Linked DNA regions of Homo sapiens: region 1 is linked to region 2. A link is an interaction called in ENCODE POLR2A ChIA-PET data of the cell type or tissue named here. Cell type or tissue: A673. All regions are shown on one strand. Links, peaks and the distances in the headings refer to the core of each region. The heading gives the core; the rest is flanking DNA.

Region 1 (10,208 bases), core at 1,286-9,285, 49 kb before region 2:
AGGGAGCTGAGTAGGGCCACAGTTCAGTGCGCTGACCAGGGGACAGCAAACCACAGCAGGGCAGGAAGAGGGGCCACCTGGGTGCTGTGAGGAAATGAGCTGCTGATGCTCCCTGCATCTTCTGGGACTTGGTATCCCAGAAATGGGAAACTGGTCTTTTCAACTGTGGTGGGGAAACAAGAACCCGGGGGAATCCAACTGCTCAGCATGTGGGAAGGGCTCTGCGCAGCCCGCCCCTGCTCCTGGGGCCGCAGGGAAAAGTGGGTGAGGCCAGCACTCTGTGCCTGGGATGCCACTGCTGTCCTGCGATGTTGTGCTGCTCCCCCGCATGGCTGCTGCTACGGGCTCTTGCCACAGCTGGACACCCTCCCCTGAGCTCCAGTGCCGGACAACTGTTTTCTGAGCATGCTAAGCAATGACCCTCTGCTGACGGGAGAAGTTACTTTAGAGGGGACAGAACTTAGGAAGACCCAGGTGTGCTGTGAGGCAAGTGGCTCCCTCCCTGACCCTTACTGCTCAGTGTGCAAGGTTACCACCTTCTCCTCCTCCCCACACCCATCCCCCCTCTCTCCCAAGGTGCCCCTCATTGCTGCTGTCACTCATCATTAGCAGTCACTGTCATTGTTAGGACAGCCCCTGTCAGGCTGCAGAGCCAAGGGAGGGGGCAGGAGAATGTCAGATGACTCACACAACCTCAAAAGAGGGGGATGGACACACAACACAGAACCTAGCTACAAGAAGCACCTCGTGAGACTCTGGTTCAACCCTTTCTTTTTCCAGAGAAGAAAGAGCAGCTTAGCAGAGTTTCCTGACAAGTCCCTCTGCTTCCCACTAGTCAGGCTTGGAGGGAGGCTGGCCTAGGAGAAAGGCCAGGCCAGGAAGTCAGCATGAGGCTGGGCAGGTGACAGGTGTAGCCAACCCAGGGTCCTCTGAGGGAGGTGGGGAAGGCTTTGCATGGACCCATCCACACTTCTTTGCCTTGTCCAAGGAAGTGTTTCCGTTTGGGGGAGGAGAGGAGTGACTCTTTGTCAAATCAGCCATCTGGACTGTCACCTAACGACCAGCTAAGCCCTCGGATCAAGCTGGTTAGGACCTGAGCCCTGTCTCCTGGCTCTCTGTCCCTCTCCCAACCACTTAATGAGCCCTTGCTGATGCACACTGAGCCGGGGGCAGGACGCAGGGAGCCAACAACTGACTGAGGGGAATAAGCCCGACGGGGAGAATAAGCCCGACGGAGGGAATAAGCCTGTGAGGGACACACAGGCTCTCAGAGGAGGTGAAAACCACACGCCAGCGGGCAGTCAGGATGGGCTTCACAGAGGGGGCCACACCAAGCTGGCCTGTCAGAGGCCGGCGGTCAGCTCCAGGGCCCCATCTCTTCAATGTGTTAGTCAGGAAATAAGAACAAGGAGGGGCTGAGTAAATCTGCGCCTGATTTTCATCTGCCTACACTGAATTATGCCATCCATTTGGAGGCAATTTTCAAGTTAAAATGTTGTCAGAAGGCTGTCACAGTTTTTATCTTTCTTTTCTGTTCTTTCTCAACCCACCCACATTTTCTAGTTAGGTTGGAAAGGGGAGTGAGGGGGATAGAGCCTGGTTTATATTCAGAGATTTCTGGAATTGTTAAAGATAGATGAGACTTTTAGAAATTATCAAGTTTTCTCTTAGGAAAATTGAGTCCCAGTCCAATATCACAATTAATTGTTCTTTCAGTTCCAGAACTTTTAGGGGAACTGGAGGGACCTGGCCAGGCATCCTGCAGGCTATCTCTTGGGGTTTCAGCTTGATTCTCTCTGCTGCCTGGTTCAGAGATGCCCAATAATCCCACCACTTGCTCCTTCCAGCCACCACCCTGTTCCACTGACTGCTGAACGGGGAGTCAAAGCACCAGTTTCAATCCCTGGTCTTGCCATTGACTTCTTTGACAGGACAAGTCACTGAGCTGCCACACCTACTTTTACATAAAATGAGTTAATAAATGTGGGCCGGGCGCGGTGGCTCACGCCTGTAATCCCAGCACTTTGGGAGGCCAAGGTGGGTGGATCACCTGAGGTCAGGAGTTCAAGACCAGCCTGGCCAACGTGGTGAAACCCTGTCTCTACTAAAAAAGACAAATAAAAATTAGCTGGGCATGGTGGCAAGTGCCTGTAATCCCAGCTACTTGGGAGGATGAGGAAGGAGAATCTCTTGAGCCTGGGAGGCAGAGGTTGCAGTGAGCCGAGATTGTACCATTGCACTCCTGCCTGGGCAACAAGAGTGAAACTCTGTCTCAAAAAAATAAATAAATGTGGCAGTGCTTTGGAAGGTATATTTAACACAAATGCCCAGGATGATGATGATCATTATTATTGCAGTAATAAATCCATTCTCAGCTCAGAAAAATAAGAGGGTAACCAATCAATAGCTCCAGTGTTCTTGGAATCAGAGAGTGGAAAGGAGGCTGGGAGGGAAGGAAGATGGGGTGGCAGGGAGGAGAGCTACTGACCACCTTCTATATTCTGATCACTGACATTGCCCAGCCATTGCCAGAGGGAGAAATGTGGTGGGTATGAGTTCAAGCCAGGCACCTGGAAGTCCCTGATCTCTGGGTGCCGGGAGGTGGGTGTGGAACTGGCAGACGACCTAGGCAAGGGTCACTGATTATGGATCATTTACTTTCTTCAACCCTATACTGTCCCATCTGTTTATGAAAGTCTAGACATTAGGGAAATTTAGACTTATCTAAGAGGTTAATGGAGAAGGGATACAGTAAATGTCTGGGCCAACAGAGTCAGGATTCAAAATGACCTCAAAGGGCTGGACAGATAAAACTGAGCAAGGACCAGTGTAAAGTCCTGCTCAGACCGGATGTGGTGGCTCACTCCTGTATCTGAGCACTTTGGGAGGCCAAGGCAGGTGGATCACTTGCAGTCAGGAGTTTGAGACCAGCCTGGCCAATATGGTGAAACCCCGTCTCTACTAAAAATACAAAAACTAGCCAGGCACGGTGGCTCATGCCTGTAATCCCAGCATTTTTGGAAGGCCGAGGTGGGCAGATTGCCTGAGGTCAGGAGTTTGAAACCAGTCTGGCCAACATGGTGACACCCCGTTTCTACTAAAAATACAACAAAATTAGCCAGGCGTGGTGACAGGCACCTGTAATCCCAGCTACCCGGTAGGCTGAGGCAGGGGAATTGCTTGAACCAGGGAGGTGGAGGTTGCAGTGAGCCGAGATCATGCCACTACACTCCAGCCTGGGCGAAAGAGCAAGACTCCGTCTAAAAAAAAAAAAAAACAAAACAAAAAAAACTAGCCATATGTGGTGGTGCATGCCTGTAGTCCCAGCTACTCGGGAGGCTCAGGCAAGGGAATCACTTGAACCTGGGAGGCAGAGGTTGCAGTGAGCTGAGATCACGCCACTGCACTCCAACCTGAGCAACAGCGAGACTCCATCTCAAAAAAAAAAAAAAAAAAAAAAAAAAAAACCCAAAAAAAAGCCTGCTCAATTTCAGAAAAAGCCAATGTGCAGGGAGGAGTGGGAGGATAGAGAGACCCAGCCTACTATCAGTTCAGGTCAAAACAACATGGACACTACAGTTACTCAGTTGAGCACTGGCTAACACCGTGGGACAGGCTGGGAAAGAAGCAACTGCAGCCTCAAGCTGCACTGACATCCTAGTTACTAGGAAGTGAGTCCCAGGCTACAGGGACTCACCAGGTACCCACTCAAGGCAGGAGACATGCTCATTTCTCAACACCACCTGCTCATGAACAAACTGAAATGAGTTTGTCATTTTGTGCCTGCAAACAAGACGGTAACCTCCCAATGACACTCAACGAATTAACAAGTGGCCAAAGGAAGGGGATCAAGACAGGGAGCATCTAGAAACTGAAAATGTCTGGAGGACATGAGGTTGGAGAAGACTTAGGGAGAGCTATGGTGAACAGATCAGATGAGAGAAACAGCTTGCATTGTGCTATTCCAAAAGGCACAACTGGGCTCACAGAAGCTTCAGCAGAATAACTAGTTCACGTTAAAGGCCACCAAGATGCAACAATTTGAGACTCATGGCTGGGTCTTCAGTGATCCAAGGACAGTCATGTCAGGATATTCAGGTGCTTGCTGGCCTGGAAGAGGCCTGGACCCCCTTATGGGCCTTGAGGAGACTTCTCTGTACTTCGAGGGCACAAGGCTAGTGAAGATGGCTCATCTTTTGTGGCCAGAATTGCCTTCAGTTCAGTTTTCAGTTCATGGAAGCCCAGAGCAGGTATGTGGGATAAGACAGAGGATTAGGAGGAGGGAATGACAACATATACATTAAAAAGTCACTACCTGCATCAAATGTATGAGTATAGCTGGGAGACAACTACCTGGTATGGATTGAAAGGCATCAAAGAGGCCCAGAGTCCTGTATTAACAGAATACACCCCAAGGCCAAAAATTCCTCCTTAGATGACAGCAGTATTACCCCAAGTGAAGGACATTTGCCATCTGGGGAGGGTACCATGATGATTTATTGGGTCAACATGTGGACATCCAGCAGAGAAGCCTGGAGGGGCTGAGACATAGGGTAGAGAAGGCATCCTGCAGCCCAGGGTTAAGCAAACTCTGCCAACTTTACAAAATGCTCTCACCCAAGGAGTGCCAGAGGGTGAAGCTGGGGAGGGTCCTCATCCACTTCCTCCATCCTACCCCATACTTCCTGTGGCCACTTCTTACTTCCCTAATCCTATTAGTAGGAGCTCTTCTCCTTATCTTCCCAAATCCAATCTATTGCATTCTGTTAATTCTTTCTGAACATCTTTGGAATCTGTTCCATCCACTCTACCCCTCAGTAACCCCTCAAAGTCATGGTCTTGGCGGAGGCACTATCATCTCTACCAACCTGAATACACTCCAAACAGACCTCTTTGTTGATCTCTTTTACCGCAATCTATTCAGCCCAAGCAGTCAGATTAATATCTCCAAAGCACAGCATCAGCCATGTCCCTCCCTTGCTCCAAAACATTTAGTGGACCCTAAATATGCAGCAGATCAAGTCCACCTTCTTTCTGTGGCCATTCAAGGACACAGCTTTGCCCTCCAGCCTGTCTCTGACCACCCACTTTCCTACCCACTACCCTGCTCCTCACTGTGCCAAACTGAACTGTCTACCATCCTCTTACCCCATTCCCTGCCTTTGTCTCTCAGGCAGGCCACTTTGCCTGGGATGCTGTCACTCCCCTACTTTAGACAATTCCCATGCTTCAGGGACCACCTGAAGAGCCGTCTCTTCCATGAAGATGGAGGGAGACTTTGCTGAAATCCTCTTTTCCCCTTCCTGAGCGCCTTTAGATGCATGCCTGTCCCACGCACCAGAAGTTTGTTACCTGCTTCTGATGACATCTCTTCTGCTGCTAAGTTATGACTTAACGCCTGAATAATGTGCTGGTTTTCACCAGTGTATGTTCTATTTTCCTACCAAGACTATAAATTTGAATCCCAGAGAGAGGAGTGGGGATGGTATCTCCTCCATCCTAGGGCGAAGCATAGCAACACTTGGTAAGGCACACTGACTGGGTCGAGAGACCTGGGTTTTAGTTCTCTGCTGCCATTAACTGGTCATGTGACTTTGGGTTTCCTTCCCTGCAAAATGATGAAGCAGTGGATACATATCGCTTCCAGCTCTGGTATTCTCTGAGTCTATTTGACTGTGGGCTGACCCACCCAGCTCTAGGCCTGGCTAGGGAAGGAGCAAGGGAGGCTATGGACAAGCCCAGGGAGAGAGAGAGGGAGAGGGAGATGGGGAGCTAATAGCTCTGGAGGAAGGAAGGACATGCTGGGCTAATGGGATAATTGGATAATCCTCAGAGCTAGGGGCTGCCAGGCTGGGGCCAGCTGTTAGAAGCAGACACAAATAGCACAAGCAAAACAAGGGCGCTGATGCAGGAAGCAGCTTGCTGAGAGATATGGAGGAAGGTGGGTGGTGGCCAGAGGGTGGGGGAGGGGACAAAGAGAAACTGGAGCCCCTTTCTGTTGAAATTTTGAGGACAGGATCTTAAGGTCTTGTACTCTGACCCCATTTAGAAAGACTGCATTTAAGGATCCTGGCCTTCTATATACCAAAGAACATTCTTAGAGACCAGTGGTTTATCTTGGCCTCCACAGTGTCCTGGCCACCAAGGACCTTTAAGGACCATAAAGCCCTCATCTTTGCCCATTGAGGGTTATCTGTAAATGGGGCATCCATTTGACATGCCTGTGAAAATATTGCTGGACTCTTACAAAATATTAATTTTAGATACATGACTCAGTGGGTCCCTTCATTTCAGGCAGATAAGTGGTTCTGTCAGTGGGGTTGGGCACAGAACAAAAGAAATTTTGGAGGGGTCTAGGACCCAACTCTGCTAGGTCACATAAGTCATGACCTCAGTGACTGGACCTCAGTTAGCCCATCTATAAAATGGGGACAATAAGCATTACCCTCCCTGCAAGGCTGTTGTGGAGATAAAATGAGATCATGAATGGGAAAGTAATTTGAAATGCAAGTGCTTTGCCAAGCACTTTAGTCCCAACTCTGTTTCTAATTTTGTATGATTTTAGAAAGGCTATTTCCTTTCTCTGAGTTCCAGTGTCTTCCACTATAAGATGATGAGATCAGACTAGATGCTCTTTAAATTCCCTTCTAATTCTAATGACTCTAATTCTTATTAAAAATAGTATATTTACATTTGTATACCCTATAAGGACAGTATGAGAAAAGAAAATTAGAGGCCAATTTTATTAATGAACATAGATATAAAATACTAAAGATTAGCAAGCCATATCTAGCAATGTACAAAAAAATATATAAATCATTATCCAGTAGGGTTTATCCCAGGAATGCAAGGATGGTTTCACATCAGATAATCATTCAATATCATTCATATTAATAAGTTAAAGAACACTAAAGGAGAATCTCAACAGATGCAGAAAATGCATTTGATTTAAAAAAGTCAACACCCAATCATAGAAAAAACTGTTAGCAAACTAGAAATATAAAAACATTTTCTTAACTCAATAAAGTATATTTTTCAACATCTCACTGAACACACCATAGTCAATGGTGAAATAGAAGCCTTCTCTTTCGGTCAGGCACGGTGGCTCATGTCTGTAATCCCAGCACATTGGGAGGCTGAGGTGGGCAGATCACGAGGTCAGGAGTTCAAGACCAGCCTGGCCAACATGGTGAAACCCCATCTCCACTAAAGAATACAAAAATTAGCTGGTTGTGGTGGCACATACCTGTAATCCCAGCTACACGGGAGCCTGAGGCAGGAGAATCGCTTGAAGCCAGAAGGCAGAGATTGCACTGAACTGAGATCACGCCACTACACTGCAGCCTGGACTACAGAGGGAGACTCTATCTCAAAAAAATAAATAAAAAAAATAAGAAGCCTTCTCTTTCTAGTCAAGACCAAACCCACTATTCTATCCAATATAGTACTAAAGTTCCTAGAGATCACAATAATACATGAAAAAGAAAAGAAACAAAATAACATTATCTGCAGCTGAATTAACTGTCTATATAGAAAAATTCAAAACATTTCTTTGGAATATTATTGGAACTAATGAGAGTTTATCAAGGCTGTCGGATATAAAATCAACATAAAAAACCAACAGCATTCCTATAGGGCAGCAAAAACTATTATAAGTCATTTAAAATATATCATTTATAATAGTAGCAAAAACCAGAAGGTACCTAGAATAAATCCAACAAATGCACAAAAAGAAGACTCAGATGAGGAGATGTGCCATGTTCATGGATGGGAAGAATCAATACTATAAAACTGGCAATTATCCCCAGTCCATCTGGAAATCAAGTGTAATCCTTTAAAATTTCCAATAGATTTTCTTTCATAAATTATACATTTTGGATCCTAAAAATCATTTGAAAAGAAAAAAGGCCAAGAAGAGCCACAATAATCTTCTTCCTTTTAAAGAAGGTGAAGAATTGTCCTAACATACAATAGTGTGGTACAGGAACAGGCAAACAGATGAAGTGAATGAGACACAAAGGTTAGAAGCAAACCTGTCTTTGTATGGGAATGTGGTATGTGGTAGAGGTCACATTACAAACCACAGAAAAAGCATGGAAGGTTCATTAAGTGGTTCTGAAACATGGAAAGGTAAAATTGAAGACAAAGGTGAAAGAAACAAAGATCTTTAACACTTTAAAAAGCAAATATATGAAAATGTCTTTATGACCTCTGGCCAAAGATTTCTTAAAACACAAAAGCAAAGCCATAAAAGAATATGCTGCTAAATTAACTAATGAAACTTTAAAAAAAATTTTTTTCATGAAGAAACAACGTAAAGTACAAAGACAAGCCACAGACTGGAAGAAGGTATCTGCAATGCATATAATCAATAAAGGATTAGTGTCTGTAATATATAACTCCTATGAAAATAAACAAAGATATTATCAGACACCTTAGAAGAAAAAACCTAAATGATCAACAAACACATGAAAATAAATTCGATCTCACTAGTAATTAGGAAAATGAAAATTAAAATATATTTTACCACCATTCACAGTCAGCCAACTAGCAACAATTTAAAAGTCTTGGTGGGGAACAGAAATACATAATACCTAGTAGAGTTGAAGATGTGAATAGCCTATAACCTAGCATTTTCCATTTCTAAGCCTCAATCTTCAATCAAGTCACACACATATTTTTAAAAACCATGCACTTGGATGTTCATTGTGTCACTGTAATACTAAAAATGTCAAAGCAACATTTTTAGTATTTCTTAGTATCTTTTAGAGTTAGAATGGATATATGAACTGTGGTTTACTACTTCAATGAACTATCATACAGCAGGCAAAATAAATGAACTCATTATATCAACACCTGTTCTATATTCCAAGTTAAATTTCTCTAGCTATTTCCAGACCAGACCTTGAATTTCCACCTTTGTGCCAGTGCTCATGGTTATTGTCTTTCCTCTCACTTTTAGCCCAAATTTTAATGATATAATTTAAATGCCCCTTCCTCCTAAAACATCCCAGGATCCTTTAAATTCTGATATTAGAAATTAGAAAACCAAGACCAAAAAAAGTTGAGTCATGCTAAGTTCACATGGCAGATGACTGGCAGAATTGGAACCAGAACCCTGGTCTTTATATCCGTCTTTATACCCATGCAAGGCCACAGATAATCTCAAAAGATGATAAAATACAGAACAAATCCCAATTCCTAGCCTAGGCCACTTTATCCCACAAACATCCCTGGAACAGCTGTGGTCCCAGCTTCTACAACCCCTTCTAGCCTGTGAAGTGTTAAGATCTGGCTTCACTACTATGTGACTATGAGTCTATGTGACGTTGAGTAAGTCAAACTCTCTTGTGCCTCAGTTTCCTTATCTGTTAGCTGCCAATAATTCCTGCCTGGCTACTGCATAAGCTCATTAATAGAATCAAACGAAATAAACGATAATAAACTAGAATTGTATTAAATACATAGAAATATTTACCTTTTTATTATTTTCAAGATATAGAAATGCCTGCCCTCTTGCTAAAAGAATCATGGGATGTCTGATTTGTAAATAAATTTAATTTTGAGAGTTTGCCATTGCTTGGTGATGGAGGGGAGATGTTGTCCTTATACAAGAAGCAGGACTCTGAAAGCTCTACTCCCTTTTCCTGCCCTCTTCTGCTTGGAGGTTTTGTGCCACTGAGTTCCTTGGCACAGGAGGACCAGCAGGCAGACTGGGGTCCCCGGAGGCGGGAGCAGCCAGCCCTGACAAAATACTGAAGTTGGTCAAGATTGTCTTTAAAATCTCTTCCCTGTGCTCTTTCCCCCGGTTTAGCCTTCGCTACATCTTTCCTGGGTTACTGAGGAAGGGGTTCTATACAACCTCCTCCCTCTCCACCAACCACTATTCAGTTTCCCACCATTCAAGATCTACAAGGGGCCAGGCGCGGTGGCTCACGCCTGTAATCCCAGCACTTTGGGAGGCCGAGCTGGGCGAATCACTTGAGGCCAGAAGTTTGAGACCAGCCTGGCCAACATGGAGAAACCCCATCTCTACTAAAAATACAAAAATTAGCCAGGTATGTGGCACACATCTGTAATCCTGGCTACTCGGGAGGCTGAAGCAGGAGAATTGCTTGAACCCGGGAGGCAAAGGCTGCAGTGAACTGAGATCACACCACTGCACTCCAGCCTGGGTGATAAGAGTGAGACTCCATCTCTAAAAAAAA
Region 2 (9,987 bases), core at 1-8,000:
GGGCGCCTGACCGGGCCTGGGCACCTCCTCCCACTGCGGGCAAAGGGCAGGCAGTTCGTGCGCGGACACAAGCACTGGCGGACCGTGGCCATGGCGGGCGCTGAGTGGAAGTCGCTGGAGGAATGCTTGGAGAAGCACCTGCCGCTCCCCGACTTGCAGGAAGTGAAGCGCGTTCTCTATGGCAAGGAACTCAGGTCCGCAGCCAAGAGGCTAAGCTAATGGGGTCTTGGGGCCACAGAGTGTGGGTCTGGGGGAGCAGGCAGGGAGGGCCTCAGGGTCTGAAGGGCTCAGGGGAGGCGGTGAGAAGTCCTGAGTTGGCGGGCAGAGACCATAGTAGGTCTTGATGGGACGGCCCCGGGGTCCTTGGGGGTTGCAGAATCCTGGCGTGACCTTTACAAATCTCTTCTCCCCCACGTTGCCCAGAACCGGAAGGAAAAGGACGGGATTTTACTCTCCAGGGCTTTCTCTGTGGCCATCCCAACCCTCCTCCCCGGAGCCGGGCTTGTCTTCTGGATGTCTGGCTGGATCACTGTCTCCAACCAGAGCACCCAGCAGGTGTACTGATTGTCCGGCCCCAGACCATCCTTCTTGCGGTGACCCGACCTCTGGCTGACCCTTGGAAATAGAGGCTGTCTGCATTTAGTTGGCGAGGGAACCTTTCCCACTGGCAAGCCATGGGCGCTGGTTTTTCCACTCCCTGCAAGCTTGTGCATCACCAGGACTTTCTGAGGGCTGTATACTGCTGGACACTGTGTCCACAAAGCTGAAAAAGACACTTCCTGGCCGGGCTCACACCTGTAATCTCAGCACTTTGGGAGGCCAGGGCTGGAAGATTGCTTGAACTCAGGAGTTCGAGACCGGCCTGGGCAACATAGTGAGACACCCATCTCTATAAAGCATTTAAAAAAATAGCCAAGCATGGTAGCATGCATCTGTAGTCCTAGCTACATGGCAGGCTGAGGCGGGAGGATCACTTGAGCTTGGGAGGTCGAGGCTGCAGTGAGCCAAAATCTCTCCTCTGCACTCCAGCCTGGGAGTCAGAGTGAGGCCCTGTCTCAAACACACACACACACACACACACACACACACATACACACACACACACACACACACGTCTTTGGATTTGGAGCTTACTTGGATAATCCCGGATGATCTTATCTTGAGATCCTGACCTTAATTACGTCTGTGAAGACCCTTTTTCCAAATAAAATCACAATGACAGGTTCCAGGTGTCAGGATGGAGACACAGCTCAACCTGCTACAGTAGCTTCAGGGTCTGCAGGTGGAAATAACTCAGGGGCTATTTGCTATGTGGAGGTGGGCCTCAGGTGGGCGAGGCTGGGCTTGTTGAGCTGCCCTGGAGATGGTCATTCCAGGTGAAGGAGGAGCAGGTACAAAAGAGGGCGCTGGAGAGAATGCTGGAAAACCTGGATATTCAAGGGGTCAGAGAAAGAGACTTTGTGGGAGATTCTGGAGGTGAGGACTCTGGGGCAGGACAGGAAAGAAGCATCAGATGGCTCAGAAATGTCTAGCGGGTGAGGACAGCAGGAAGTCTGCTGGATTTAGCCATGATAAGGCTGTTGGCAGTTCCTGAGATGGGGCCAGGAGGTAAGGCCTGAGCTGAGGGGAAGCATGTGTGGAAGCTCCCTAGGCAGCAGGGAGAGACAGCAAGTGAGTAAACACATGGACATATGTGGAACACTGTCCCTCTTTCTCTTTCTTCCTCACCTTCTCTCCCCCCTATCTCCCTTCTGTTTTTCAACGGGAGAGACTCTTTAACAGCTTCAGTGATGGATGTGGAGGTCTGTAGGTACTAGTGGAGAAAGATGTCCAAGCTATGTGTATTAAGTGAAAAAGGCAAGTTGAAGAACAGAAAATACAGAATGATACCATTGTATTTGTAATGCATACACGTAGGAAAATAGGAAAGAGACATAAAACATTGTTAAGAGGGGTTGCCTCTGAGTTTTGGGACTAGGGGTGGGGTAGAAAGGGGAATGTATGTTTCATTTTATACCCTTTCCCACTATTTGATTCACCCCCGCCATGAGCACATGTCTCTTTTGTAACAGAGCTCTAGTTTAATGATTTAAAGTGCTGGTGGTAAAGAGCCATCAGACATGGAAAGATGAAGTTCCAGAAGTGAGAGGTTGCTGAGGAGGCAGGAACTTGGTGTCCTCTGGCAAGGTCTGCCTGACCCTGGGTGGGAGAGGTGGGGGCCCTGAAGGGCATGGTGGGGCTAGGATGGGAAGTGAAGGGCTTTACTCCTTGAAGTTTGAAGGGAAGCCCTGAGTGGGGAGGCCTCAGTAGCAGGGTGAGGGGTAGAGGGTCTGAAAGCCAACTACAGGGACCAGGGCAGGCAGTGGCAGCAGGAGGCCGTCTGTGAGGTTATGGCTCATTTGCTGGTCTTGTCCTCCTGGGCAGTGGCTGATTGATGTTTTAGTACTTTTGGGCTACTATAACAGAATACCAGACTTCCCTGTACTTGTGGGCAATCACAGGGAGAAAAAGGAGAAGGGTCTGTGTGTCTGTTTCCCCAAAGGTCTGTGGGCCTGGTAGCTGGACAGCCCTTTGGGAACGTCCTAGTGAACACTGTCCTCAGCCTGTGGTCTCACACCAGGAAGAAGTCAGGTGGCAGAGCTCTTGTCTGAGTGTGCAACCCTGGCTGTAACCAACATCTGGCTGCGGTCTCTTTCCCCATCTTAAACCACATGAATTTATTCCTCACAGTTCTGAATGCTATGAAGTCCAAGATCAAGGTGCCACAGCAGATCTGGTGTCTGTTGAGGGCCCACTTTCTGGTTTTTGATGGTGCCTTCTCACTGTGTTCTTACATGGTGCAGGAAGCAAGCATGCCCTCTTGGTCTTTTAAAAGGACTCTACCCTCATGACCTAATCACCTCTGAAAGAGCCCTATCACATTGGAGATTAGGATTTCAACATATGAATTTGGGGCAGACATAAGCATTCAGTCTGTCTCAGTGTTCCACTGCATCTCCTGTACCAGGCCTTTCGGTGGGCACAGCACATGGTCATTGACTGCGTCTACACAGGGTATGGCTTGAGGATTGGTTAGGTTCTCCAAGATGAAGCTGTGTAGGATGTGGTAATGCACCGCCTTTGATAATGGGAGGGCAGAGAGGCCTTACAGGTACTGCCCAGATAGTAGACAGGAGTGGCTGGGAGGAGGTAGAGCCCCAAAGGTGGCTGTCCTGGAGGGTGGAGCGGCCTCTCCTGTATTACCTTGGCTTAGAATGAGCTCGCAGGGAGCTGGGGATAAGGAGGTGGGCAGCCTCAGGGCTGGCTAGGCGGAGGCATCACTTGGGGGAAGAAGGGTAGGTAATGGAGGTTGTGCATGGTGGGAAGATGAGGAGAGAGACTTCAGCCAGGTGGTGGTTACAGCCATGTTTCCACACCCAAGACGAGCTCTTCACCTGACATTTTCCTGGTGTGAGACCACAGGCTGAGAGGCCAGGCAGGGTTCACCAGGACACTCTGAAAGAGCTGTCTGGCTCCCAGGCCCACAGGCCTTCGAGGGAATAGACACATAAGCCTTGCTCCTTTTTCTCCTGGTGTCTGCCCACACCCATATCCTGGAAAGCTGCGTGATTTATGTCCACCAGAGGGGATTTGCTCTGAGGCTGTGGCCTGCAGGAGCGCCCTTCCGCTGGAGGGTGGGAGGACTGTCTAAGGCAGTCACAGCAAGGAGAGGCACGGTGTGGGCACTGCTGCTATTTCTAACCTGCTGGAGTGAAGGGAACCTTGACTACTTGAAAAGCAGGCTGATTGTCAGGGGCGGAACCGAACTCAGAGCTGTCAGGGCCGTCACATGGAAAGTGCCTGGCAGGGGGCGGCGACAGGGGGCTTGGGCTGACAGGGCTGTGATTTTGAAAGAAACGTCTCCAAGAAAGTGATTTAAAGTAGGAGAGAAATATTATTATTAGATAATGGCTGTCAGGTTATTTTTTGATGTGTTTTCTGAGTATTTCATAATCATCTTGCGCTTAGATGGTAAGCCCTTCCTGGCTAGGGGCCGTGTCCCATCCCATGCCTCTGTGGCTTTCACCTTCGGGTGTGCAACAGGTATCAGGAGGTATTTGCTGTTTGGCTAATGGTCACTTCAGTGGAAGGTTTTATAACTAATTCTCTAGCCTTGGTTAATAAACTACAAATGTGGATGAGCACTTAGGGCTTCCATCTGAACACCTGGGCCCCTCCAAGCCCACCCAACACCAGATGTAGAACTGGCCTCCCCCAGCAGGAGCAGCAGGACAGAGTGGCCAGGGTCTTTATTCACCATAAGGCCATCCATGTGATCCCAGGTCATGGCCTCTCCATCCAACCTGTCTCCTGAGCCCCATTTTCCAAGCCCCTCGGCTCCCACAGCCTGCCTCACACCCTAGGCTCAGCATAGCCCTGATTCTGGTTCAGAAACACTTTTGAGAATCTGTTCCCTCCTTTCTGTGCTGACTGCCAGGACTTTAATTCCTACCGTGATTTCAGCAACTCTAAAACACCAACCTCTTAACTGGCCTCCCCATTGCCAGGCCTAACCGTGCTGACTCTGCTGAGGTCTCCCTGCCAATTGCAGGTAAAGTCCAGGTTCAGTGTAGTGTTCTGTCATGGCTGGACCCCACTGCTCGCCAGCTCCCTTGGGCCCTGGCACTGAGCGCCTTCTAGCCAGGACATCCTCACCTCTTTGGCTGATAAATAGCTACAAGAAATGGGAGAGAGATTTTAAGTGGAGCAGACTGCATCAAAATCCCCTTCCCTCTTTTTTCCTGCCCATCTAGGAAGCTTGATCTGCCCAGGGAAGCTTTCGAAGCTGCCTCCAGAGAAGACTTTGAACTGCAGGGATATGCCTTTGAAGCAGCGGAGGAGCAGCTGAGACGACCCCGCATTGTGCACGTGGGGCTGGTTCAGAACAGAATCCCCCTCCCCGCAAATGCCCCTGTGGCAGAACAGGTGCAGACTCTTTTGACCATAATAAATACACAAACAGGGTTGTGGCCTGCCCTTGGAGCACACCTGCAGGCCCTGGCTGGCCGCATACTCCGGGTCTGCAGGCTTGGGCGCCTCAAGCAGTAGCAGAGGCGCTTCTGCCCTGGCCTCCCCACATCCCTCCAGCCTGCATCTCTGGCTCTTCTGTCTTCCTGTTCTTATTCTGTCTCTCCCTCCTCCTCACTGATCTTTCCACTTCTCTCCAGCTATTGATCTGAAGCTCCATTTACCAACCGGGAGGGTGCCCTTTTGGCCTGCTCGTGCTCTCCACGGGACGCTGCCTCTCAGCTGCCTGCCAGGAGGCGGCCAGCCAGCACACGCTGGTTGGGACCGTCTGTCCGTGTGTTCTTCTGCCTTAATCCTCAGGGCGGGGACTCGCTATACCCAGAAGTCTGTCAGTTGTGGTGCCTACAGGATTACGGGAATAGATAGGCATTCGCTTATGACCTCAGAGTTAGTAAATAAAGGTGACAGCATCTTGTATCTCCCTAAAGAAACATGTTGTCACAGGCGCAGGTGGTTTGCTTTATACACTTCTCCACAGCATTCCTCCAGCTGCTCAAACTTTCAGGGATTTTCCTGCACAGGTTTCCTCAGGATACGGCGTGTTTGAGGATTCTTAGGGATTCTGGAGAAACCTAAGGCCTCTTGGATTCCAGGTTTGGTTCTGCATCATCATTCACATTGGTCCTTCCTTTGCTTTTGTTGGATTCACAGATGTCTGGTTCTCAGTTCTCTCACTTTTTGTATCAGGATTTGTTTTTTGTGGATATGTCCCCTCTATCATCCCAGACTGTCAAGTCATAGGACCAGCTATGTTTTTTTCACGTGCACAGGGCCTAGAAGTATGCTTTGCGTTTTGCTAACACCAAGCAAATGTGTGTTTGCGGGGCTGATGCTGTCAGCAAATATCCACAAAGCCATGGGGTGCACAGCCTCTCAAAGGAGGAGACTATAGGCCTTGTGGAGAGTTTGTGCGCTCTGGGTTTTCAGCCTGGTTCCTTTGGTCTGTCTTTGAACAAACGCTTTTGAATGTCTCCTGGGAGCCAGGCATTGTGCCAAGGACAAGCAGACAATGAGGATGCTTTCTTCCTATCCCCAAGGAGCCTGTGGGGTCCTGGGAGTGACAGACAGCAGAGGAAGAGTGGCACACAAAGCAGTGGCACACAATGGCTCCCGAAGGCCAGGGGATGCTGAGTTACCTTGACACTTGGCCCATAGCTGTGAGAGCCTGCAGAGGCCCACAGAGGGGTGACATGTGACATAGATAACACCTCCAGGAAGATTAGGTGGGAGGAGGGAAGTACATTCCTGGCCCAGGGCACAGCACACACCAAAGCACGGGGATTTAAAAGAGCCAGAGAGGCGAGGCATTCCATGATAAGATGCACACAGGATAAGTAGGATAAGTGTGGAACCAGGCTTGCCTCTGAAGGCAGGAGAGTGGGGAGCGGAGTCCCGGGCCAAGGGGGTGGCTGACCTGGGAGATGGGTGTGAACGTGGGCCCTGGACCGGAAGCAGCACCATCCTCATCCCTGCCTCTCAGCAACCCCACAGGTCAGGTGGCAGCCTCCCCATTACCAGGTGAGGAAACTGAGGCAGTGTCCAAGTGTCTGACCCCAGAGCCTCTGCACCTCCAGCTTTTCATGCAGATTTTGGACATCAGGAGATAACCAAATATAGAACCTCCCCACCCTACTCCTCATACCTGCCCAGGTGGGCATTGATTTTTCCATATGCATTAGGATGAGATCCTAAAAATTGCCTTACCAATAGAACTAAATGGATTCTAATCCTTTTTAAATTCTCAGGTCTCTGCCCTTCATAGACGCATAAAGGCTATCGTAGAGGTGGCTGCAATGTGTGGAGTCAACATCATCTGTTTCCAGGAAGCATGGAGTGAGTCTTTTTTATGGTGCTTTCTCTGCTGCCTTCAAACAATTGTGTATTCTCTCCATGTTGCCAAGAGTGTCTGCTGCCTGACTTTTAAAGAATCTCCTTTGTTTCCTCATCCATGGAAAGTTCTCCGTCCACATCACCAGGAACCCCGGCCTCCCTGCTGTTACGCACCGAGCTGTTGTCTGATTCCTTCAGTTTTCCCACATCGTTCTGAATCCATTCGCTCCTCTCCATCTCTCTACCACCACCTGGTCCAAGCCCCTGGCAGCTCACCTCTGGCTTTTGTAATTCCCTCCAGCTGGTCTCCTGTGCCCTCCTGACCAGGACTTCTTTACCTTCAGATCTCAGCCCAGAGCCAGCCCCCCCATCTAAACATCCTGGTAGTATGTACCTTTGTGGTTTTTATTTTTATCAGAGTTTTACATGCTCATGGTTTAGAGTCAGATGGGTGTACAAGGTCTGTTACCAAAAAATAGCTATTATCCCCAGCATCAACACTGAGCTAGTTCCTTTGGAATTTACCTTTGTTAGTGTTGCTACTTCCTAATTTTTTAGTTTTGCATCACCTATTGACTTCCCCCTATGGAAGATGTCAGTGTTAGCCCTTTCTTGCCTCCTCCTGGCCCTTCGACATACATGTGTCCTTGTTCTATCCCCCCAGCCCATTTTGTCAACTTTGATTCCTTTTCTTTTTTTTTAAGACAAGGACTTACTCTGTCACCCAGGCTTAGAGTACAATCACAGCTCACTGCAGCCTTGATCCCAGGCCCAAGCAATCCTCCCACCTCAGCCTCCCAAGTAGCTGGGACCACAGGTGCACACCATCACGCCCAGCTAATTGAAAAAAAAAAGTTTGTAGAGATGGAGATCTCACTATATTGCTAGGCTGAACTTTGATTTCTTTTCCTGAATTATTTTCTGTTTTCCCTAGAGTTTGCTTTGTTTTCTACTTGCCACGCATTCAACCCCAAACTTTCTATCAATTCCTAAATCTCCCTTAATGTGTTTTAGACGCATCAAACAGTCTATCAGTTTCATCTCCTCCAAGGAATCTGCCCCAGAGCCTTGTGACTGCTGTGGTCTGAATCAGGTGCCCCCTCTGCTGGCCACACAGTTATTGTCCTGGGATCCCCCCTCATCATCACCCTGGGGAATCCCTTTGCCTTGCTCTTGTGTTTCTCTGTTCCCACAGCTTCCTCTTTCTTGGTTTATACCCTTATTTTAGTGGAGTGGTGTAGTGGATCCTTATAGATTTATGTTGCCTCGGCATCCATGTTGAATACAAGTTTAACTCTCTCATACCAGCGGCAGGGCTCGGTCACGCTGGACACAGTTTCCAGATCTACACCACACCGAGATGGCTCAAGCCAAGTGGCCAGAGGTAAGAACTTAAGAGGCCTCTCTCCCACCAGCAGACTGGGCTGCCCACTTTCCTGCTGCTTCCTTTAAATGGACCATCCAGGCATTTGGCCATTAACTTAAGGTGACCACATCTTAGTCATTATGTGTACTGCTAGTTGCCCCATACTCTCTCTGACTCTTCATTTCTCCCTCATCTGACCTGGGGACAGAGGACTGCCCTCCTGACTCATGGCACTCTCCTTGCCCAGGATCTGTAAGTAAAAAAATCTTTAAACTTGTTTCCTATTGCGATTGTGTGTTGAATTTGCACCTTCCATGAGAAGAACCAGGGGCTGCCCCAGGCTGGGTTTTCCTTGGGATACCGGTGGAAACACAAAGTTGGGCTCCTAGGGCCAGAGTGGTAGTCAGGCAGGGACAGGTCAGGCAAGAGCTGCCACACAGCATGTGCCAGTATAAACAAGTTTCACGTATGAGGGACCCCCTGGTCACGGGTTGGACAGACAGGCATTAGGCTGTCCACCATGTACAAGATGTATCCTGTGAAAGGCACACTGTAGAGACCACATCCAGCTCCCTTCATTTCCTGTTAGTGCTGGGTTGCCAACCGCTCTGGTACTGGAGCCCCCATTTAGCTAGGGACTCTCAGAACAAGTAGTTCCCTGAGGAAGAACACATCAGAGGTAAACTTTTTGAGGCCTTGCCCATCTGAAAATATGTTCCTTCTACAATTTTCTTGATAGTTTGGTTGAGCATCAAATTTTAGGTTAGAAATCATTTTCCTTCAGAAGTTTGAACACATTGTTCCATTGTCTTCTAGTTTTTTGGGCATTGTTGAGTAGTCCACAGCCATTTTAATTTGTGACCCATTGTCTATGACTTGTTTTTCTCTGGAAGACTGTAGGAGTTTCTCTTTTTCACCAGTACTCTACAATTTCATAATGATATTCCATTGTGTATATCTATTTTAATCCACTCTAGGCACTCAGTGGGTTCTTTTAGTCTAGAAACTTGGGTTCTGAAGCTCTAGGAAATGTTCTTGCATTATTTCATTCATTATTTTCCCCTCTTTTTTTCTCTTTCTAGACAGTCCTACTATTAGGATGTTGGAACCCTGGACTAGTTCCCTAATTTTGTTATGTATTTCCTCCTTTTTTTTTTTTTTTTTTTTTTGATACGTGGTCTTACTCTGTCACTGAGGCTGTAGTGCAGTGGCACAATCACAGCTCACTGCAGCCTTGACCTCCCAGGATCAAGCAATCCTCCCGCCCCAGCCTCCTGAGTAGCTGGGACCATAGATGCATACCACCACACCTGGCTAATTTTCTTGAATTTTTTTTTTTTTTTTTTTTTGTAAAGATGAGATCTGTGTTGCCCAGGCAGGTCTCAAATTCCTGGGCCCAAGCAATTCTCCCACCTTGGACTCCCAAAATGCTGCAACTATAGGCGTGAGCCACAGGGCCCAGTCACCACTTTGTCTTTTTGCTCAATTTTCTGGTGGATTTGATCTGATTTGTCAGTCAGCCCTCCTATTCAACCTTTCATTTCTGCTGTCAAATTTTGAATTTACTAGTGTTCTTTTGGTCTGAAAGTCCCTGTTGTATTACATCCTGTTCTTGCATCATGGTTGCGATATCTTCTCTTACCTCTAAGGATACTAATATTAAGTAAATTTTGTTTTCTCTCTTATTCCAAGAGTCCTTATTCCAAGTTGGACGCTTTGTTTGA

What was found. ChIA-PET counts read pairs that join two places held together with the same protein. Peaks named below come from ENCODE experiments on the same cell type or tissue, not always from the same donor. Only the 100,000 strongest peaks of a DNase experiment are listed, where the experiment ranks them.
Region 1: POLR2A ChIA-PET joins it to region 2 with 11 read pairs; 10 of 35 experiments call an interaction of 5 or more read pairs at or near these places.

Annotation. Positions count from the first base shown.
Region 1 is chr22:24,444,965-24,455,172 of GRCh38, forward strand. All of the region lies in intron 3 of ADORA2A-AS1 (ADORA2A antisense RNA 1), which reads right to left. Among named protein-coding and RNA genes, the nearest start is that of ADORA2A, 22 kb to the left of the region's middle. RefSeq lists a silencer at 589-708. In A673, for the core only: no CTCF peak of the experiment used is centred there; DNase peaks (open chromatin) are centred at 4,667, 5,807 and 6,527; H3K27ac peaks cover 3,726 bases.
Region 2 is chr22:24,495,314-24,505,300 of GRCh38, forward strand. It overlaps UPB1 (beta-ureidopropionase 1), which reads left to right and starts at 19. Exons shown (of 10, transcript NM_016327.3): 1 at 19-194; 2 at 4,794-4,965; 3 at 6,813-6,900. The coding sequence starts at 91. RefSeq lists an enhancer at 8,074-8,343. In A673, for the core only: a CTCF peak has its summit at 7,999 (motif pointing left); no DNase peak of the experiment used is centred there.